Linked DNA regions of Homo sapiens: region 2 is linked to region 1. Evidence: chromatin loops called from intact Hi-C (ENCODE). Cell type or tissue: heart right ventricle. All regions are shown on one strand. Links, peaks and the distances in the headings refer to the core of each region. The heading gives the core; the rest is flanking DNA. Region 1 has its middle 37 kb from the start of ABLIM1. Region 2 overlaps LOC101927692 (a long non-coding RNA gene).

Region 1 (12,060 bases), core at 2,617-10,616:
TAGGCAAATCACCTGTCTTCCAAATCTGTAAAATGGGCCAATAATACCCATCCTATCTACCTTAGAATAAATGAAGATGACAGAGTTCACCCACCATTTTTGTTTTTTGTATATTGGTTTTTTTTTTTTTTTTTGACAGAGTCTTACTCTGTTGCCCAGGCTGGAGTGCAGTGGCTCGATCTCGGCTCACTGCAACCTCCACCTCCCGGGTTCAAGCCATTCTCATGCCTCAGCCTCCCGAGTAGCTGGGATTACAGGTGTGCACCACCACTCCCAGCTAATTTTTGTATTTTTATTAGCGACGGGGTTTCGCCATGTTAGCCAGGCTGGTCTTGAACTCCTGGTCTCAAGTGATCCACCTATCGTGGCCTCCCAAAGTGCTGGGATTATAGGTATGAGCCACCGCACCTGGCCGCACTTTTTCTGTTAATTCTTTTTCTTTTCCTTTCCTTGCCTCCTTCCTTTCCTTTTTTTTTTCTCTTTATGATCAGTATCTTTCAAAAAAAGATTCGAGATGAAATTTCTAGCACACAGAAAACTGGACTCTCTACATTCAACAATAAGCTGGACAGGGAAGAGTAGTGAGTACATGGGAATCCATTTCCTGACTTGATGCTTATCCTAATCACTGCTTGATGCTGCCCCTTAGCATCTGCCACCACCACCCCAAAATGGGGCTAACTTTTTATAGTTATTTAGTTTTAATTTCATAATCATAAACTTAACTCAACTCTTCAATTCAGCTAGGCATAGGGAACAAGGAAAACATGGAACCCAAAGGGAACTGCAGCAAGAGCACAAAGATTCTAGGATACTGCAAGCAAATGGGGTGGAGGGTGCTCTCCTGAGCTACAAAAGGAAGGGTCTGGTGGTTAAGATAAAACACAAGTCAAACTTATTCAAGTTGTCCACAGTCAGCAATGGTGATTTTCTTGCTGGTCTTTCCATTCCTGGACCCAAAGCGCCCCGTGGCCTCCACAATATTTATGCCTTCTTTCATCTTGCCAAAGACCACATGCTTGCCATCCAACCACTCACTCTTGGCAGTGCAGATGAAAAACTGGGAACCGTTTGTGTTGGGTCCAGCATTTGCCATGGACAAGATGCCAGGACCTGTATGCTTTAGGATGAAGTTCTCATCATCAAATTTCTCCCCATAGATGGACTTGCCACCAGTGCCATTATGGCGTGTGAAGTCACCACCCTGACACATAAACCCTGGAATAATTCTGTGAAAGCGGGAGCCCTTACAACCAAATCCTTTCTCTCCCATGCCCAGAACACGAAGGTTTTCTGCTGTCTTTGGAAACTTGTCTGCAAACAGCTCAAAGGAGATGCAGCCCAAGGGCTCACCATTGATGGCAATGTTGAAGAACACCGTGGGATTGACTATGGCTGATACTACAGGGCTCCTGGTGGCGGCAGCGTCTGCAAAAGCCTATTTTTTTTTTTGAGATGGAGTCTTGCTTTGTTGCCCAAGCTGGAGTGCAGTGGTGCGATCTCAGCTCCCTGCAACCTCTGCCTCCCAGGTTCAAGTGATTCTCCCACCTCAGCCTCCCAAGGAGCTGAGACTACAGACATGCAACACTACACTCAGCTAATTTTTGTATTTTTAATAGAGACTGGGTTTCGCCATGTTGGCCAGGCTGGTCTCGAACTCCTGACCTCAACTGATCCTCCTGCCTTGGTCTCTCAAAGTACTGCAATTACAGGTGCGAGCCACCTCGCCAGGCCCTGGCTAATATTTTTCAAATAGTTATTCTGACTATAGTAAACATTTCTGACATGCATCTTTCAATTGTTCCTTCTAACAACCTTAGGAGATAAGGACAATTATGAATCCCTCTTTAAAAGATGAGAAAACTAAGCCTAAAGACAGTAATTTTTTTCAGAGTCACATCTTGTATGCAGAAGAGCACAGATTTGAACTCGGATCTCTATGTCTTGATCTCTGTGCTATTATGAGACGTGATCAATGGCTCCACCTCAACATTCTCACAGCTTCTTCTTGTAGCTCTGCTGAAAGAATACACGTGGATGCCAATTAATTAATATCAATGCTGTTATTTGCATGAATTTTTTTCATATAAACGAATAACTAGAAGCGGAATGCACTTAGTGGTATCCATAAAACAGTTTTTACATTTGCATACACAGCTAAGAAGTTGCAGTGATGGACTTTCTATGTCTCTCTCCTCTCCCTTTTATCCATTTCGTTCTGCCTCTCACTCCCTCCCAGTCTGCTATGTTAGAGAGGATTAAAATGCATGCTGTATTCCCTGCAAAAACAACAGGCATTTCTCTTTGGTGACTCATTTGATGCAAATAAGTTGCAGGAATCAGGGGATTCCACTCTTGGTGCCTTTGAAAAAGTTGTAATGATAAAGTCTAAAAGGAAACAAATTACTGCAGAACAAGGAGATTCTATGTTCTTTCATTGTAAACAGATGAAGCATTGGGTTAAATCATAATGACTTACTTTAGTGTGGATTTTTTATAACTTCCACATTCATTACCATTTTCATTTGGCACATGAGTGATACATGACCACAGCAATTGCAAAATATTCCACACATAGCTTCACCCCCAGAGAATGAAAGAGGATATTTATCAACTGTGCTATACCCAGAAGGCTACATTTAATACAGATTTTTGCTGTTGTGAAAGGGTAGGAAAACAGAATAAACACCTAGAAGACACATACCTGCCCAAGAAATGTTACTACATCATTGTCTCTCTCCTGCACTGTTCACTCAGTGTGTATTACTTCTAAGCTGTTCCACCACCTTCTCCATGGAAGCTTCATTCAAAGTCAGTGGGAAGAGAAAATATGCCATATTCTACTAAGAATAAGAATGCTACTCCAGATCATTGACTTCAATTCAGCTCTCCAGTTTAATTTGGGAGACTTCAAATTTATTTAACATTCTGTATTACCCTCTCTAGTTAACAATTCTGCTGACAGTAAGACATTCATACCCAGTCACCAATGAAAGCAAGCATTTTATTGATGGTCTCAAGTGAACTAATTATTCCAAAGACTTTCAAAAAGACTTTCAAAGATTTCAAAGATTTCTGAAACTCTTCATGTCTTGTGTCTGCCTCCTTTCAACTTTTGTCTCTTCCAAGATTATTGCGTCAGCAAAGGAAGATAGGCTAGTCTGCTCAATACACATCACAACATTATAGAGCTTGTCAAAAACAAACAAACAAACAAAACCTTTCTACTCTGTTCCTTGCAATGATCTTCCATATTTCCCCAAAAAACCTTTCCCCCCATCATCTCCAAAACAAGAAACTTCCAGTCACAAAAGTCTAAATTCAAAAGGATAAAGTATTTTTAATAATAGAGTAAAAAAACGGGTCAGGAGTGGTGGCTCATGGCTGTAATCCCAGCACTTTGGGAGGCCAAGGCGGGCAGATCACAAGGTCAAGAGTTTGAGACCAGCCTGGCCAATATGGTGAAACCTCGTCTCTACTAAAAATAAAAAAATTAGCCGGGCGTGGTGGCGGGTACCTGTAGTCCCAGCTATTCAGGAGGCTGAGGCAGGAGAATTGCTTGAACCCGGGAGACAGAGATTGCAGTGAGCTGAGGTGGTGCCACTGCATTCCTGCCTGGGCAACAGAGCAAGACTCCATCTCACACACACACAAAAAAAATGCATTTAAACCTTGCAAAATAAATAAGTCAACACCAAGGACACCTTGCTGAATCATTTTAGGGTTTATAATAACCAGCCACTGGAGTTAGAAACAAAACTGCCTTTAGCAAATACTCCTCCCTAACACTGGCTTTCTGAAACCCCATGTTTTATTCCTTTGAGTGCACAGGCACAGTGTGGAGGCTAAAGGGAGGCTTCCTATTATCTAGGCCAGCTGTTTTCTAGCTAACAGAAGAAGGAGGCTGTGTTGGGATCGGTGAGGGATGCAGCGCGGGGAAGGCAGAGAGTTGGTTCTGGGTCCGACTTCCACCAAAGAAAATTCAGCTCTTATGCTTTATTTTCTGGGCTTCCAGGTGAGCCTTCATCTGAAGAAAGGGTTCCATAGCTAAAAATAAACACACATGTTGAAAAATCCCCAACCTACCCAATCCTTTCATTTTAAAAAGGAGGAAAATGAAGGCCTGTGAGTGTAAGTGACTACAGCAAGTGAGAGAATGAGTAGCCAAGGCAGGAGTGGACCAGCCACAGGCTCTGAGCAACATGCTCTCATGCGTGCACTCTCTCCAGATCGCCAAGTACATTGCCCCTACAGGACGTGTCCCTGTCATCCATCATAGGGTTCAGGTCTATCCCCTGCAGCTCTTCCTCGCACAGCGCACAGCCATATAAGCGCAGGCTTGCAGGTAGGGTGTTGTTGCTGATATAATTTTAAGCGTTTTTTCTTTCTTTCTTTTTATTTCTTTTTTTTTTTCTTTCAGAAACAGGGTCTTGCTCTGTCACTCAGGCTGGAGTGCAGTTGCATGATCATAGCTCACTGTAACCTTGAACTCCCAGGCTCAAGTGATCCTCCCACCTCAGCCTCCCAAACAGCTAGGACACAGGCACATGCTACCATGCCTGGCTGATTTTAAAAAAACTTTTTTTTTTTTTTTTGTAGAGATTGGGTTATTGCTGTGTTGCTCAGGCTGGTCTCGAGCTCCTGGCCTCAAGCCATCCTCCCGCCTTGCCCTCCCAAAGTGCTGGGATTACAGGCATCAGCCACCATGCCCAGTCTATTTTAATCATTTTTAAAGTACTAGACACAGAGGCCACAGGCAGAATAGTAGCAAAAGCCCTGCCTATGTAAGATGAAAAATAAAAATATTCTGAAGTTTTCAGAAGTCAGTACTCCAGAAGTAAATCAATAGAAAATAATATTCGGTTGATAAAAATTGAATTTATACTCAAATTGTGAAAGAAGCAGGTGGAAAGGATGTGAACACACCCTACAGGATCTGTCTGCTGGCTGTGACCTTCATTCTTACAGCCTTCACTCATAAGGTAGCAAACCACAGCTGAGCTGTGTGGGTTCTGGCCCGGGTGCCACTCTGAGAAAACATCACGGACTTCCTAGACTCTGCAGTCACTTGGGGTTGCATTCTGGATGAATGCCACAGTTGCTGGCTCCTGGAAGGGAGGCTCTACATTTTCTAAAATGTGACAAAAACCTAAAGGGGCATAACAAAAACTGGTAAGGGGGGTGCACTATGCCAGCTATCCCTGGGGATTCTCATTTACAAAAGGGCTCCTTTAAATAAACTCTTAAAATAGTCCTGGTTTACCACTCACTAGTTGGGTGATTTAGCAAGTTATTTTATCTATACGTATCTCCATATTCTCACCTGTAAGATGGGGATAATTATGATACCTACCTCATGGGATGTTGTGAAAATTTAAGGAAACAGTTCCTGATTCCTGACAAATATTAGTCATTATTGTTATTATTCTTTAAACAAGAAAAAAAAAGACATTAAGTACTAAATAGAGAGGCCAGGGGCAGGAAAGTAGCAAGAGCTGGGGAATTTGACATGAAAAGTCAAAATGAAATGTTTCTGAAGCTTAATGTAAGTTGATAGACAATAATAATTGGTTGATAAAAAGTGGAACTTACAGATTGGGATCATAGCTAGCTCTACCATCTTCTCTGGGACCTCGCCGCTCAAAACCCGGACATTGAGCCGCAGCAGCGCCCTCACCTGGGAACTTCTTAGAAATGCAGAATGTCAGCACCCAACCCGGACTCTCCAGGTACTGAATCAGAATTCGCATTTCAACAAGATTTCCGGGGAATTTATGTGCATGTTACAGTTAGAGGAAGCCTGCTTGATGGTATGTACTGAGAGTTTAGCATGTAGGTCAAAGGAACAAGACCTCATTCTCTAGTTACATCTCCATACATTATCCTAAATCTTACACTGCTTTCCATTAGCTAAATGGTCAACTAACCATCTGTTAAGCAGATGCCCCTTTAAGGGACAGCATAATACTTAAGTATCTAAAGCAACTAACTCACCTTTTGTTAGTAATTTCAATAATTTTAAAATATCATCATCAAGTGCTAACATTTATAGAGCCCTTAAAACATGCAGGAATCAACATAAGGTGCTCTCCATATGTTCTCATTTAATACTCACACCCCCCACTGGAGTAACCATTACTATCCCCATTTTATAGAGGAGAGAACTGAGGCTCAGAGAGGCTACATCATTTTCTCAAGACCAAATTAAATGGGGGAAAGAAGGCCTTTTTGAAATCCATTCTCTTTCTACAAATTCAAACCCCACTCCCACAACATCAAAATAATGTATCTGTGCACTGGGGAGCAGCAATAATTATCCCCCTTTTCAGATAAGGAAAACTGAGACACAGAGAGCCAATGAATTATACAAAGTCACTGACCTGAAACTTAGGTTAGAACTGGGTCCATTACAATTCAACAACTTTTTCAAATTAAAGAATTCTGCTGCTAGAAATGGCAATGATAATGCAATGGCATTGGAGACAATGCCATGGCATTTTATTTCTGTTGGAAATAAAACACATCCAACAGAAAGAAGGATTTCCATGTATGAAGCTTTGTACAACCAAACCAAGGCACCTCAAATTTTGATCTCTGATCGTAAGAGATTATGAGGATGTCAGTTTCTTTGGGAAAACAGAGTTTCCAGACTCTTATTGCCATCGCCCCATCAATGTGGCAACTGATGCTTATCCACACATCTCAGCTAGCATCCTACATGACATTACTTCTGCATGCCTGTGAAATTCTCCTAACTACAGCCTCCCTGATTTCCTCACTAGGTCTTTACCCAAGTTTGATATCCAAATAGTTTAGAACTTGGCAAGATGAGTCAAAAATCTTTCCTTGATAGCCCCAGTGTCTATGGAAAATCAGAGACACAGGTTTTAGGATCCAGTGATGAGGGCTCCTTGCCCAGGCTCCACCCAGGGAATGCCTCCCTCCTCCATCCCTGGAGAGGGCAGCAGGGAACAAAGCAGGATTTCTTGGCTAAAAATGCTATATTAGTTGCTAAGATGACAACAACAAAATACCACAGGCTATAGAAGTCCAAGACCAAAATGATGGCAGGTTTTGTTTCTTCTAAGCCCTCTCTTCTTGCTTGCAGATGACAGCCCTCTTGCTGTGACCTCACATGGATGAGCTTCATTGCACAGATGTGTCTGGTCTCTCTGTCTCTGTGCCCAGATTTCCTCTTCTTATAAGGACACCATTTGATATGGTTTGGCTGTGTTCCCACCCAAATCTCATCTTGAATTGTAGCTCCCATAATTCTCATGTGTTGTGGGAGGGACACAGTGGGAAATAATTGAATCATGGGGCAGTTTCCCCCATACTGTTCTCATGGTAGTGAATAAGTCTCATGGGATCTGATGGTTTTATAAGGGGTTTCTCCTTTTGCTTGGCTCTCATTCTCTCTTGCCTGCCACCATGTAAGACATGCCTTTCACCTTCTGCCATGATTGTGAGGCCTCCCCAGTCACATGGAACTGTGAGTCCATTAAACCTCTTTTCCTTTATAAATTACCCAGTCTCGGGTATGTCTTTATCAGCAGTGTGAAAATGAACTAATATACCATTCATACTGGATTAGGCTATTTTAACTACATTACCTCTTTATAGAGCCTGTCTCCAAATATAGGCACATCCTGAGATACTGGGAGTTAGGGCTGCAACATAGAAATTTGGAGGAGACATAATTCAACTCATAACAGATGCTGAATGGATCACTAAGTCCTAGGGCTATGCTGAGGCCTTCTGGTCCATTCTGGGTTCAATAAGAACTAGAATTCACAGTAATCTGAATCTCTCGGCCTCATGACTCAGGGCACTCTGGGGGAGGAAGGAAGAGAACAAAATTCCAGGTCAGACACAAAACACGCCCCTTCCCTTCTCATTTCTGCTCCATGGGATCAGAGAAAAACAATTCTCAGCCTCACTGTCCACCAACCCAACCCACCTTCCTTCCCACACTCCGCTCATCACAGCTTAAGTAAGGCCACTCTGGTTTTTTGAGAATTTAAGTGGCACTCATAAAACAGTCTGAGTCAGAGACACAACCAGTTACTCAAAAGTACAAACTAAAGAACTCAGATCTGGCAGCCTGCAAGGCTTCTCCTGCCCTGGGGCAAGTGGTGATCAGCCCTCAGGAGCTGGCACGCGGTTTTCGAAGCAGCTGATCTGCCCAGCAGTAGGGGCTGGGGACCAGAGCCAGCCTCCGGGCCAGCCCACTCAGCCCGGGGCAGTGGCACCGTAAATGCCAGCGAGTAGGAGGGAGGAAAACCTGCACAGCGTGAACCTGTCAGGAGGTGCTCACTTCACACAGGGTGTGTGCCAATGGCTTCTAAAAACAAATTAGGTATTTGGGGTTTATAGGTATCCAAATCATGACACAATAGAAACAGAACAAGAGTGATATTTGCTGTTAAAAAGAAAACCTATGCCCATCAATAAATCCATTAACTTAGATAGCCCTAATTTTCAATTTTAGTAATCCAGCTATTCCTCATATCATCAAGTTTTAAGCTTGGTTCTCAAAACCTTCTCATATTAATATAAAATTATATCATCTTCCTTAGGGTTTTAAAAGATCATTTTGCCATTTCATTTGGTATGTGATAAATAAGTGCTTTAAAGTAATGATTTTAAATCAATATATTATTGAATATACTGAAGATTACATTTTAGAGATCTCTTGTGGTTGCAAACTAATACAACTATAGAGGAAAATTACACCAGCAAAAAGACAGGAGGAAACATTAATCCCCCACATAGAAATCTCTGTATTAATCCCCCTATTAGTTAATTAACATATACCAAAAAAAAGAATCACTAAGACATTTAAGGAAAACAAAAGCACAAAATTGGACCAAGATGAATACACAAACACATGATTCTAGAGAAAATAGATAATTTAAGCAACAGAAGAAAAGAACTAAATAAAAATTCAAATTGATATCCTCTAAGGCATTTGAGAACAAACTGTATCCATGAAGCTAATCTGGGAAAAAATTAAAAGAGCAATCACAGAAAAAGAGAGTTTACAGAAATAAAAAAATAACAATTATGAAAATAAAAAGAAATGCAACAGACAGGCTAGAAAACAAAATGTCAAGAAACCCTCCCATAAAGTAGAGCAAAATAAAGGAGATTAAAAATGTAAAAAAAAAAAAAAAGAATTAAGAGATATGGAAGAGGTCCAATATCTATTGAATAGGAGTTCCAAAAAGAGAGGACAAAGAAAGTAAAGGAGAGAAACTGAAAAAAACAGAATTCTCCAGTCCTGAAGGAAGACACAAGTTTCAGAATGAAAGAACAAACTAAGTGCTGGACAGGATGAAGAAAAATGACAAAATAGCTAGACATACACTGGTGTAATTTTAGAACTCTGAACATACAGAGAACACCCTAAAAGCTATCAGATACCAGTTCAGGTTACCAAGAAGGGAAAAGGACTCAGACTACCATGAGGCTTGGCAGTCACTGTGAAGTCAGAAGAAAACAATTCAGCATGTGGAGAAAATAAGAAATTTTCAGACAGGGAAGGATTCCACTTACCTCTTATGCACCCTTACTGAAAAAAATTACTTGAAGACTGACTCACACAGGAGAAAAAACTAATTCCCAAAAAGAAAACTGCAGATTCCAAGAAAATGTGGAATTCATTTAGAAATAAAATGGGATTAGGGGGAATCCCACAGTGACAGCTATATAACAGATCTAGAAGCCAGTGAGTCCAAATTAGAAGATAGAGTCTCCAAGAAAACATCTTCAAGAAAGTAGATTTCATTCAACAAGTTATGATTCAGAGCCTGGACGATCTTAGTAATGCTATTAATAAATTCATTTTGCTTAGCAAAAAAAAAAAAAAAAGAATTGGAATTAAAAGCTTTATGTAAATTAAAAATCTGTATAAAAAACCATAATCTAAATATGAAGCAAACTAAAGAGTCATAAAATTTTGAGAAAAAAAAAGGAGGTTGTTGGAAAAGGGCCCTTGGATGATGCTTTAATAATGCTTAAACATGTACTTTGAGCAAGACAGATTTAATGCTCAGAATAATTCCTTCTCTAAGGGTCCAGTCACAGTGTCTGCTTCTGCAGTGAAGAATATTTGCATAATTTTAATGTTACAGATAATTTATATTGGTTTTCAGCTCTAAAAATCAACTTATAATAAAAAAGAAAGCATAAAAGTTAGATTTAAAATATATAAACCTTGACAATGTAAAAGTAAGGTGTCTTCTGACAGCAGTCAGAAGACAGAAAGTGTGGGTAGGAGAAGAGAAGTGAGGTGGAAGGGTGATAATGTCCTCATTCTACCTAATAGGGGTAAGAAGGTATTATGTAGAGTCAGATAAAAAATAGCAGTATATTATTTAGAGTTATAAAATGGCTCTATATCAATGGTAGATTTAAAACTAATAAAACTCTGGAAGTGAACATTAAAACCAATTGAGAGACATTGTTGAAATAAATATAAATCCAAACATATTATTTAGAATTATAGTATTACCATCCAGAAGTAAAAAGTAAACTTTTATAAACAGTTATGTCTGCTATAAAAGGGCAGCCCAAAGGATCCTTGTGGTGATGAAACTGTTGTATATCTTGACTGAATTGGTGTCAATATACTGGTTGTGATATTATACCACAGTATTGCAAGATGTTGCCCCAATCCATGAGAGAATTAAGCAAAAAGTTATTTTAATGATTCTATTCTTTGTTTTTTTTCAGATGGGGTCTCACTATGTTGTCCAAGCTGGTCTTTGAACTCCTGGACTCAAGCAATCCTCCCACCTCAGCCTCCCAAGTTGCTGGGATTATAGGCACAAGTCACCACATCCAACCTGTGACTCTACTCTTGATTCTACCAAAGAAGTCTAACAAGCTAATACATTTCCAGATGCATAAGCAATAAGTTAATTCATTACATATGAAGGATGCATTCGAGCATTATGGATTACTTCTCTTGTAAAACCTCACTGAGAGAGAATGATCTACATAGAACACTACAAATAATCACTGAGGTAAATTAAAGAAAACCTAAATTAGTAAAGATATATATCATGTCTATGGATTATAAGGTTCAATATATAAGATCCTTATTTCTCTGAAATTAATTCATGAATTCAATGTAACCCTAATAATATTCTCAGCAGGTGTTTTAGATAAAAGTTGACAAACTGGTTTTAAAATAGACATGAAAATGTAAAGGGCCTAGGATTGCCAAAAACAATTAAAACACACACACACACACACACACACACATACACTCAAAGATGGAGAACTTACTCTACATGGCATAATTAAGATGATGTAGTATTGCCATAATGAAAGACAAATTAATCATTGAAACAGAATAGGAATTCCAGAAACAGATCTACACTTATAAATGATTGACTGGTTCTTTGCAAAGGCCCCAGTGCAATTCAATGAGGAAGGGAATCTTTTCAACAAATGAGGCTGGAACAATTATATATCCCTGTGAAAAAAAAAAATTAACCTCAACCCCTACCTCACACCATATACAAAAATTATTTTGAGAGGAATCATAGATGTAAACTTAAAATCTAAATCTCTAATAGTGTCATAAAAATATAGAATACCTTTGATATCCTGGGATTAGGCAAAAACTCCTTGGATAGGATAATAAAATCACAAAAATGTATAAAAATTGATACATTAAACTTCACCAAAATTAAACACTCCATTCATCAAAAGACACTATTAAGAAAATAAACAGGCAAACCTCAGGCTGGGAGAAAAGTATGTGCAAAACATAAAGCAGACATATAACCTGTATTTAGAATACATTTTAAAAAAAACTCCTACAACTCAATAAGAAAAATAATGCAGGTTAAAAACAGAGGGGTAGAGAGACTTGAATAGATACTTCACAAGGTTAGATATGCAAATGACCATTATCCACATTAAAAAGTTCTCAAATAATTAGCCATGAGGTAAATGCAAAGTAAAAATCACAACAAGATACCACTATGCCAAATTAAAATACCAAATATTGGTGAGGATGTGAGACAATTGTAACTCTAATACATT
Region 2 (12,060 bases), core at 466-8,465, 77 kb after region 1:
CCACTCTGAACAAATCCCCTTTTTCTATATGTCAGGATAAAAAGGAGAAAATACAACAAAAACCTCTTAGTGCCCTGGAGGTTTATCAACTAGCGCTTGATGCTAATAAGCAACATAATAAAAAGCCACCAGATCTAGAAATTCTAACTAAAAAGGTGGGATTCCACTCTCACGCCCTGTCCTCTCTTCCTCTGTGCACTCTCAAAACAGATGTTCTATGGCCGGGTGTGGTGGCTCACTCATGTAATCCCAGCACTTTGGGAGGCTGAGGTGGACGGATCACTTGAGGTCAGGAGTTCAAAACCAGCTTGGCCAACATGGTGAAACACTGTCTTCAATGAAAAAAAAAAAAAAAAAAAAAAAAGCAAATTAGCAGGCCTTGGTGACCGGTGCTTGTAATCCCAGCTACTCGGGAGGTTGAGGTATGAGAATCGCTTGAGGTGGAGGATGCAGTGAGCCGAGATCACGGCACTGCACTCCAGCCTGGGTGACAGAGCAAGACTCCATCGAGATAAGAAAGAAAGAAAAAGAAAGAAAGAGAGAAAGAGACAGACAAGAAAGAAAGAAAAGAAAGAAAGAAAGAAAAGAAGGAAAGAAAGAAAGAAAGAAAGAAAGAAAGAAAGAAAGAAAGAAAGAAAGAAAGAAAGAGAAAGAAAGAAAGGGAAGGAAGAGAGAGAAGGAAGGAAGGGAAGGAGAAAAGAAAGGAAGGAAGGAAGAAAGAAAGAGAAGGGAAGAAAGAAAGAAAGAAAAGAAAGAGATGTTCTAGTTGTTTTCTATGTTGGCACTGCCCAAATCCATCCTGATGTGATGGGAATTGTATGGAATTGTATAATAGTTCTGACAATTCAGAAATATTAAAAAATAGGTGAACGTAATTCTTTCAGAAAAAATAATTGATGGATAATTGAGCATTGTTGAAAAAAACCCAACCAAATGATCATGTGGGAAAGGAAATACTAGAAAAAAGATTTGTAATGGGAATAGAAATTCTCAGATTCAAATGCCAACTACAAAAATCAACTCATTATTTATCCATCTTGACAACATCCCTTTCACTGTCTTTTAGGCAGAAAACTTGCCAGTGAATCACAATTCAGTTGCTTCAATCTCAAAACAACTCTCCTCTCCCACTATCCTCATTCCACTCTTAACCTTTCTCACCTAAAGCATGATCACAGGAATAGCCTGGTTGCCCTGCCTACATTCAGCCTCCAGCCTCCACTGCCTCCCTACCACCCACCCCCCAGGTTTATTTTGCCCATTACCTTGAGAATAATTTTTCTATTTATAACATGACTAGTTCATGTTCTACTATGAGGTTATTAGTGGGTCCTCACTGATCTCCAGATACAGACTGAACATTTCAAACTGTCTTCATCCAAGCAATTAATTCATCCAGCAAAATTTTATTGAACACATATTATGTACCAGTCTCTAGGGTAGATACTAGGGTTACAATGGTGAACAAGATAGACATGATCTATGCCCACACAAAGCTTAGAGTCCACTGAAATTTTAAGGTCCTTCATAATCTGTGCTTTCCTACCTTGCCAGTGCCATCTCTAGCTACTCCCTACTCAAACATTTTACTGTAGACAGACTATTTTTCCCTCTGTTTCTCAACAAGATAATATGTTTCCTGTCTCCCTGCCTTTACTCATTCTCATTTTTCTTCCCCAGTGTCCTCCTCCCCACCCAAGTTAACTCATATAACATCTTATGAAAGGTTCTCCTTCTACCTTAACCCACAGTGATCTCGTTCAATCAACTTCTGTGGCATTTACTTTCAGAATCACCTGTTTTTACTTAACACACTGCTTTCTGCTGCTGTTTAATGGTTTTGTTGTAAGTCTTTTCTATCTCCCCAAATCTCCTTGAAATCAGGGACTTGGCCAGTCTTGTCGAATTGAATTTGTTCTGGAAGTATACAGAACATATGTTATATCAGATATCATACTAGTAAGATAGAGAGGTCCCAGAACTGTGTGCCTTCTTTTTAATATTTATTTATTTATTTGAGACAGAGTCTCGCTCTATCACCCAGGTTGGAGTGCAGTGACACCTCTTGGCTTACTGCAACCTCCACCTCCCGTGCTCAAGTGATTCTCATGCCTCAGCCTCCTGAGTAGCTGGGATCACAGGCACGTGCCACCACACCTGGCTAATTTTTGTATTTTTAGTAGAGACGGGGTTTTACCATGTTGGCCAGGCTGGTCTCGAACTCCAGGCCTCAGGCAAACTGCCCGCCTCGGCTTCCCACAGTGCTGGGATTACAGGCATGAGCCACCGCACCCGGCCTATTCTTTTAAGTAATATCTAGTCTTTTTCTCTAACTGCCACAATAGTTCTGGTTCTTATAACCTCATAGCAGAATTACAGATACAGTGGCAAATTCCTAATAATGAACAGATCTTACTCTTGTCCTTAAGATGCTTGTAATAGACTACACAGATGATTATAAAATTCACTCCTAGATGTAAGTCTCAAATAAGGCACCTTTCCCAATACTGTTAGGCACATAGCAAGTACTCCGTGCCTGCCTGACTGGCAGGTTGCAAAATGGTAAGTTTGCTATCAAAGGTCATCTTTAGCTAAAAAGAGGTTTCCCTATGTATTTAGCTTTAGTCTTCTTCAGGTTAAGTATATATTTTAAAATATATGTGATTTTCTTACATTTTGGAGTTGTGATATATGGAAATGACATTTTAGGGCCACTCACATCATCTCAGAATCTCTTTCTATAATCTCAGAAATCTGAAACCAATTCTTCCAATCATACAGCAACCAAGTTTGTTAATGGCTTGAATCTCCTAACAAATGTCTCATCTGAAATAACTGAGAATACTTTAGAAATCATTGTAAAAGCAAATTGTAAAGTGCAAGGAATTTTAGGAGACATAGTAAATGCCACTTTTTAAAGTCAGGAAATAAAGTACAATCTATTGGTTGAAACCAGAGGAAAAATTTATATAGACCAAAGGGATGAAACACATTCCAGTCTGTGTTTGAAAAAAAGAGGTTCCTATTTGACTCTTGCCAAAAATGCTCTTTTAATTTCTAATGGAAGGAAAGGTAATGTACATTATTAACATTTTTTCTTTATTGATTTTTTAAATAATTGAATATTGAGTCTTACTCCCACAGCTTTTCAGCTGCCAACTCATCATCACTTCTCATTCTGAACCTAAGCTTCTCATGAGTAGCATGAGAATAATTCTTCTTTCTGCATAACTTCAAGCTTAAAGGCACACTGAACTACTCAATGGTTTTTAATCAAATACCTTTATAATACCTACTATGTAATAGGCAATGAGGAAGTCCTGGCAAACAAGTTAGAAAAGCAGTATACAAGGTGGAGAAGCTAAGCCTGAGAGTCTTCATTAAGCCAGGCCACTAAAGGGGGATAAAATGACCTCAGATTAGTCATATCCCTGGCTCCCGAGAGAAGCAAACTAAAATTCTTTTTAAATACTTCTTTTTTAGTAAAAGCATCCAACAGTGGCTCATGCCTGTAATCCCAGCACTATGGGAGGCCAAGGTGGAAGAATCATGTGAGCCCAGGAGTTTGAGACCAGCCTGGACAACATGGCAAAACCCTAACTCTACCAAAAAAAAAAAATTTAAATTAGCCAGGTGTGGTGGCTTGTGCCTGTAGTCCCAGCTATTTGGGAGTCTGAGGTGGGAGGATCACTGGAGCCCAGGAGATTGAGGCTGCGGTGAGCTATGATTGCATCACTGCACTCCAGCCTGGGTGACAGAGTGAGACCCTGTCTCAAAAAAACACAAAAACCTTCATCAGTGTAGACCCCAAGGATTCCACAAATAAAGATCAAGCAAACATGAGGTCATAATAAAAGATGCCAAAATACACAGGAAAAGAAGCCATGCTGAGTGAGAGTCAGCAGAAACAACAAATAGATACTAAGTAGTTTGGGTATTATAATTCCCAGATAATACATATAAAACAAGAGATAAAATATATATAAAGTAACAAAAAAATAACAAAAGATACACATCACAAAACTAAGCCAACACCAGACTATCAAAAATGACCAAGTAAATTTCAAAAAGAACCAAATAGAAATAACAACTATCAACTATAGAAATTTTAAAACTCATTGGATAGATAAAACAGACAAACAGAACCAAAGATTTAGTGAATTGGAAAGTAGATATTAAAAAGCCACTAGAAATACAGCTCCAAAATATTGGGAGATGAATAATGCAAAATAGAGGTTAAGATATATTGACAATAGGATAAGAAGATCTAATTTATAAATAATAGGAGTCCTAAGAAACAATTTTAAAATGGAGAAAAGACTACATTTGAAGGAAAAACAACTAAGAATATTATAAAATACATATATCAATAAAGGAAATACAATATATACCAGGTTGGATGAATAAAAAGAAATCTAGACCTAGACACACTGATATTGAAACTGAACAACACTAAAAACAAAGATAAGATCTAAAAAGCAGTCAAAGAGAAAGGACATAGCCTAGGAACAAAACAGATTGATAACAGACTCAAGGGAAAGGATAAAAGCCATGAGACAACAGAATTCTGATTAGCCTATAATTGTTCATTTAAAATTTCACGAATAGGCCAGGCGCGGTGGCTCATGTCTGTAATCTCAGCACTTTGGGAGGCCAAGGTGGGTGGATCACTTGAGGTCAGGAGTTCAAAACCAGCCCAGCCAACACGGTGAAACCCTGTCTCTACTAAAAATTTAAAAATTAGCTGGACATGGTGGTGCATGCCTGTAATCCCAGCTACTCAGGAGGCTGAGGCAGGAGAATAGCTTGAACTCAGAAGGCGGAGGATGCAGTGAGCTGAGATTGCGCCACTGCACTCCAGCCTGGGCTACAGAGAGAGACTCCGTCTCAAAAACAAACAAACAAAACAAAAAAATTGCATGAACAGCAAAAATATCTTTCAAAAATGAGGGCAAGATAGATATTTTAAGACAGATATTGAGTGTACCACTAATAAAATTTCTGTATCATTTATATATAAATATATATGTAAATATATAAATATATTTATGTAGAGTAAAATGACCACCATTAAAAAGTATGAGATAGAAGCAAGAATGAGGAAAAAAGAAATTTGTTTACATAGAAATAAATCCAACTAAATATCAATACATTTGAAATGAAGAACTAGGATAAAATGTGGTTCTTTGAAAAGAATTAACAAAATGAATGACCTTTAGTGAAACTAAGAAAAAAAAGAAAGAATAAATAAAGAGTATTAGAAAGACACCCTTAACTACAGTTAGAAGAGAGATTTAAATGAGATTATAAACTGGAATTCTGCTTTTGGCCATGATGAAGTAATAATTAGACTTGTCTTCCCAAATCAAACAACAAAACTGAAAAAAATACATGAAACAACTATTTTTAGTTATTGGACAACAGGCAGCCCAGGACAGTGGTTCTTGAGAAAACAGAAGCAAATAAAGTGAGTCCTATGAATGCCATGGCTTCTGACTAGAGGAAACTCCCAGGCTACAGGTGGAGGGAGGAGAAACCCAGACAGAGCTCAGTGGTCTCACTGAGTTTAGGAGAAAACAAGCATGGTCCCGAGAGGCCATGGTGGATGGAAGTTGTGGGATAAGTGCCCAGAGGAAACTATGTGGAGAAAGAGCTACAGGAATCTACAGAAGAGTGTTCTTGAGACCTTACTGATTCCTAAGCTGCACATATACCGGGTGAAGTTCCACGAGGATAGGTAAAATGAACAAATATTTGAAAGCTGCCCATTGGTAGGGCTCCTACAACTGAGAAAAAAGTTGGACTGAAAAACAAGAGACAGAGTTAAACAGAGTAATAAGTAATCTAGTCCAAAGCCAGGGCAGAATGTGAAACTTGGAAGGACCTCTAACCTAGACATGAGGGCTAGGGGCAGCATTTGGTAGAGCAGAGCAGAGATGTTAAATATTTTAGATGTAGGCTCTGTCATAAAGGAAATCAGTACAAGGGAACCAAGGCGGAGATAAGAATGAATTCTAGTCCCTAGCAGAAGCCAGGGGAAAAAAAGTACTAGATGTCCAAAGATGCCCATGCCAGGAACTAGTTTCCTGAAACAAAACAAAAAACACAGGTGTATTGTCCGTTCTCACACTGCTATAACGATACTACCTGAGTCTGGGTAGTTTATAAAGGAAACAGGTTTAATTGACTCACATTTTGGATGACTGGGGAGGCCTCAGGAGACTTACAATCATGGAGGAAGGTGAAGAGGAAGCAAAGACCCTCTTCACATGGTGGCAGGAGAGGGAAAAATGCAAGCAGGGGAAATGCCAGACACTTATAAAACCATCAGATCTCATGAGAACTCACTATCACATGAACAGCATGGGGAAACCGCCCCCATGATCCAATCACCTCCCTCCCTCAAAATGTGGGGATTACAGGTCCCTCCCTCCACACGTGGGGATTACAATTCGAGATGAGATTTGGGTGGGGACACAGAACCAAACCATATCAATAGGGTATTTGAGCAGTTTGAGAATTAGATATGTGGGAGTTCAATGGAATATTTGAGGGATCAGGAGATGCAACTGGTTTATCCTAATCATCAAGGATTATTCCTCTGTTGCTGGATGGTGTCTCTTTAGTTCCAAGAGAGAGGTGAGGCATATTTTAGAAAATGACTGGATTATCATTCTGAATACCATAGATAGACCAGGAAGAGCACATTAGCCACAGTAAGTTCTCAGTGTTCTGCAGATGAATCTATGGGATTATTGAAGACACACGTTTTACAAGCCTTCTCAGTCATTTAGATACATCAAATCATAGTGAATGGAACCTACAACCTAGTGATGGCACTGATTCTTATATTATTGAACTGCTTCATTTAAATTCTTAAGTGACAAGCAGGATATATCATTTGTGACTGAACTCCAAATCTAACATTTGTAAGGCATGAAACATTTTTCTAACCACTAGGACATCAACACTATTTTACCCAAAAAAATCAGAAAAGAAGCATCTAATACAAATTATGTTCCTAATATATAGGCAGAGGGCTGTTGCTAATAGTCAATGGAATGCCAAACTCCTGATGGGATTACATTAACATTTTGATTTGATTGCAGATTAAAGCCAGTGAATAAAACTAAAGGTCACTTTAAAGGAGTATAAAGCTACAGTGGACATAACGTGGCATAGGTGATCTTGACACCACAGAACTGTGAAGCCTGCAATCCTACAATATAGAGGGGTATGAGGAAGACATCTCAGGATACTGAAGAGTGTTGCAGAGGACCCACAAATAGTCCTGAGCATGAGATGGTGGACAACAAACCCATTTTTGGTGTGGGTAAAATCATTAGCGACATCTTTTTCTTTTTTTTTTTTTCAGCAGTTTGAAGATGTGTCATTCCATTTATTTTTTCATAATTTCTGTTAAAAAGACTGCAGCTGCCCTTACTGTTGTACCTTTGAAGGTAAAGCATATTTTTTCCTTTGTTAAAAAACGTAGTTTTGGGCCGGGCGTGGTGGCTCATGCCTGTAATCCCAGCACTTTGGGAGGCTGAGGCAGGCAGATCACAAGGTCAGGGGTTTGAGACCAGCCTGCCCAACTTGGTGAAACCTCATCTCTACTAAAAATACAAAAATTAGCCGGGTGTGGTGGCACGTGCCTGTAGCCGCAGCTACTCGGGAGGCTGAGGCAGGAGAATCGCCTGAACCCAGGAGGCAGAGGTTGCAGTGAGCCTAGACTGTGCCACTGCACTCCAGCCTGGGCAATAGAGCAAGACTTAGTCTCAAAAAAAAAATAAAATGGATTTTTATAATACAGTCACGTTCTCCCTCTTTCATCCAGGCTGGAATGCAGTGGTGTGATCATAGCTCACTGGAACTTCACTCTCCTGAGCTCCCGCCTCAGCCTCCCAAGTAGCTTGGACTACAAGAATGCCAGCTATGGGATGCTCAACTAATTTTCCTTTTCCCTGTAGAGGCAGGGTCCAACTATGTTGCCTAGACTGATTTTGAACTTCTGACCTCAAATGATCCTGCCACCTTGGCCTCCCAAAGTGCTGGGATTACAGGTGTGAGCCATCACACCCAGCCTAAAATGTTTTTTAATTTTTGGTTTTCATCAGTTTGACTATGATATACCTATGTATAAGTTTCTTTTATTCTACTTAGGTTGCACTTGTCTTTTAAATCTTTTAAATATTTTTTCTGCCCCGTTCTCTATCCCCACCCTCTCCAATTATAAATATGTTAGACTGCTTGTCTATGCCCCACATGTCTCTTTTGCCCCATTTTTTTCTTCCATGATTTTTTCTGTTTCAATTTGGATCATTTTTATTGACCTGTCCTCAAATAGATTAACTCTTTCTTTGCTGTGTTCTGCCTGTAAAACTCACCCAAAGTGTTCTTAATTTCAGATAGTGTCCTTTTCATTTCTAAAATGTGTTTTTGATTCTTTCTAGTAGATTCTACCTCTGTTGAATTTCTCTCTCTTTTCATGTTTTTCCATATTTTTTCTATTTTGTTTAACTTATTAATCATAATTATTCTTAGAGTCCTTGTCAGTTAACTCAAGTATATCAACCATCTGTGGCTTTGCTCATATTGTCTGCTTTTTCTCTTGGTTATTGGCCATATTTTCCTGCCCCTTCACAAATTTTGTAATTTTAATTGCATGCCAAACATTGTATATAAAATAATTGAGGGTAACTGGCCATGTATTTATGGCAGGATGCCTCCTCCTAGTGGGACTTTGTCTCTTAAGTACCATGAAATTGGGATATTTCACTCTGCCTCTCTGGCCAAGTCTCCCAGCCTCCTGCATCACCCAAGCATCAGCATATGCTCCTGTGTGTTCAGTTCTACACTAGTTTATAATCTGTCAAGCCAGCCCCACGCAAGCACCAAGAGTCCCTCTAGTCAAGCATGATTCTTAGTCTTCACTCAGAACTGACAAAAATCCCCAGGGAGGAAAATGGCCAGAGATTGTCAGCTCCCTTAGGAAGTACTCCCCTCTCTCTGCAATGTTAGTTCATATGGTGTTCATTGTTTCCACAGCTCTCTCACTAAGGTCTCTCACTAAATCTTTTGCACTATGATTTTGGTAACTTATCCTTCTTTTTCTTAGGTGTTGCAGCAAGAGCGCTGGCCTGCCATGATCTGCTACATTCTACCTGGAAATACAAGTCAGAAGTCAGCCTGTCATATTTTTTCAAAAGGTGACTTGTCAAAATGAGACTTCTTTCATAAAATCAGTCTGGTTGGGCATGGTGGCTCACGCCTGTAATCCTAGCACTTTGGGAGGCTGAAGTAGGTGGATGGCTTGAGCCCAGGAGTTTGAGACCAGCCTGGGCAACATGGCAAAATCCCATCTCTACAAAAAATACAAAAATTAGCCGGGCATAGTGTCACACACCTGTGGTCCCAGCTACTCAGGAGACTGAGATGGGAGGATCACCTGAGCCCGGGAGGTTAAGGCTGCAGTGAGCCAGGATTGGGCCACTGCACTACAGCATGGGTGACAGAGTGAAATGCTGTCTCAAAAAACAACAACAAAAAATCTCTCAATCTGTCCAAATAGTTAGATTGTCTTCAGTAATCTTTCCATCGCGATCTTGCTTTGTTTCTACTACTACTCTGATGCTACATAATTAAGGTCACCAATCGTTGTCACTGTCTTTCCAAACCTGTTGTTCCTTACTTCCTCCGGCCATTCTTCCTTGTCCCCCTCCCATTCATCATCCAGACACACACACACACACACACACACACACACACACACACACACACATACATTTTAACAATACCAAACTCCTTGTAGTTCCCCTAAATGAATCATGTTGTTTCCCTTACCTGAAATGCCCAATCCCTTTTTTATTTTCATTGCTAACTCCTCTCATCTTTCCAGAGTGTTCACGTCTACCAGGAGTGTTCTTGTCCCTCCCATTCCTTTCTACTCTAGCTCCACTCACAGTTCTGTGTAATCCCATCTTGTGGACTAACCCGTGTTAAAAAGATTTGTTTGCTGATTTGATTCTTCCCTCCACTACACCCCCCCATAACACAAAATGAGTCCCTTAAAAGCAGAAATGTTGCCTCACTGGTCTCCAGCACCCAGTGGAGTATTTGGTATGAATGTCGGTCGAACTGTACTCTCTCCAGTGTGCATTTTGTTCCAGGAAGACTAGGTAATAGCAGGAGCATTAGAAGCCTCATCTTCAGGGCTGTTTGACATTGATTTTTTAAAAAATACATTTCCTGAGGTCTCACTAGTGCCAGAATATGAAAAAAATAATCATTCTTCTCTGACTAAAGTGGAATCACCAGTGATTTATTCTCTCCTTAATCAGTAATACTAGCTAACATTTATATAGCCCTCACTAGGTCCCAAGCACTTTGAACATATCATCTTATTTCATGTCTATAACCACCTTCAGGTAGGCACTGTTGTTACCCTCCAATTTACAAAGGAGGAAACTGAAGTGCAGGGAGGTTAAGTAAGTGGCAAGCTAGAATCTGGATACAGGTTGTCTGGTTCCAGGGACCAGGCAGTTAGCCATTATGCTATGCGGCATGATTTCTTGCTTTCCTTGCCCTTTTTTCTTAAATGTTTAATTACATAAGTAGCATATCAATACATTTAAATTGTCAAAAATTCAGAAACAAAGCAAAAACTCACTACTATTTGATGGGTATCTTTCAAGATCTTTTTCTTTGTTTACATACATATATACATTATGTGTGTGTACATATACACAAAGAAATATGTATTTTTATGTAACTGGATTATGCCTTATTTTTCTATAGATTTGTTTTCATTTAACAATTTGTCTTAAAGGTCTTTTCATATCGATGCATATTGATCTATTTTATTCTTTGAATGTTGCATAGTATGGATATATTCCATAGAATGGGTGTAATATAGTTTAGGTAACCATTTTTCTTTTGCGAGTCATTTATGTTGTTTCTGATTTCACTGTTACAAACCAGGCTGCACTGAGTATCCTTGAACATGTCTCTTCACATTCATGCAACTATACGTCTAGGAAAGATCCTCAGAAATAAAATTGTTGGGATGAAGTTTGTGTTGACTTTTTTTTTTTTAATGGTGACTCACATCCTGCCTTCCAGGGAGGCTGTGGCTTTTATTGTTTCATCATTCACATATTAAAAGGGTTGTGTACACTTGGTTGAATTTATGGCAGAGTAAAAAATCATAATAAAATAAATAAAAGGGCTGTGGCTGGAGGTTTTCCAGGAAATCAACTCTCTATAAAAGCACTGCTCACACCCTAACATGCCAAGGAAAGCAAAGGCCTTCTCTCTTCTCCACCTCATCTTTAGGAAAAAGGAATTTTGGCCTGAGTTGCAGAATAAACAGTGTCCTTGAGAGCATACAGTGGGATTCCTGAAAAAGAAGGTGGCAGGCAAGAGGAAGGTGAAACTTTCTGTGGGAAGAAATCAAGTGGCTCTGTCAAAAGACAAAATTACAACCCATTTAGTTAAAGATCTTAATAGGCTTTTATCGGTGACTCTTGAATCAGGCAACAACTCAATCTGTAAATGAGCTGAACAGAGAAGTTTGGCTTTATAGACAAAAAGGGCTGGGGAAGCAGACATAGAGAACAAAAAGTGGATTAGTCATTTTGAAGTTGCTTTCTTCCTAAAGGTTAAAGCAGAGGGGACTTCCTTATCATGCCGGGTAAAACTGGCCTGTTTGGGGATTTGGCTCTCTCTCTCTCCCTGCCACCCCCAACCCCCTGATTCCTTGGAAGTTCAGATAAACACCTTGGTTTTGGTTTGGTGGTGTGAAACTTCAGCAGGAATTATTCCATTTTGCTTTGGTCTGTTGGGCCCAGTGCAGGAGCTCAGTACAAACCAACGGCCTCCTATCAATTTTCCTTCACAGGTCAAAGCTTTCTTACTTCTCTTAGGTTGTTCTTTTCTATGTTTTTTGACTGCATGGTAAAACAAGGCCTAGGAGTTTGAGCCCTTACCCCTGAAAGACCACAGTGGACAGGGCAGGTTCAAGGTTAAAAGATCATGGAGTTCAGGAAAATTTTGTTCTAA

Evidence for each region. Peaks named below come from ENCODE experiments on the same cell type or tissue, not always from the same donor. Only the 100,000 strongest peaks of a DNase experiment are listed, where the experiment ranks them.
Region 2: a loop joins it to region 1, with 3 times the contacts of the local background. A loop is called at or near these places in 21 of 110 quality-filtered maps.

What each region holds. Positions count from the first base shown.
Region 1 is chr10:114,689,248-114,701,307 of GRCh38, forward strand. It overlaps a transcript of ABLIM1 not described here and the pseudogene PPIAP19. Among named protein-coding and RNA genes, the nearest start is that of ABLIM1, 37 kb to the left of the region's middle. In heart right ventricle, for the core only: CTCF peaks have their summits at 5,678 (motif pointing left) and 6,935 (motif pointing right); a DNase peak (open chromatin) is centred at 8,204; H3K4me3 peaks cover 340 bases; H3K27ac peaks cover 7,508 bases.
Region 2 is chr10:114,768,833-114,780,892 of GRCh38, forward strand. LOC101927692 (a long non-coding RNA gene) reads left to right here. Exons shown (of 3, transcript NR_120628.1): 2 at 7,110-7,329; 3 at 9,119-11,071. It also overlaps a transcript of ABLIM1 not described here. Among named protein-coding and RNA genes, the nearest start is that of FHIP2A, 47 kb to the right of the region's middle. In heart right ventricle, for the core only: no CTCF peak of the experiment used is centred there; no DNase peak of the experiment used is centred there; H3K27ac peaks cover 577 bases.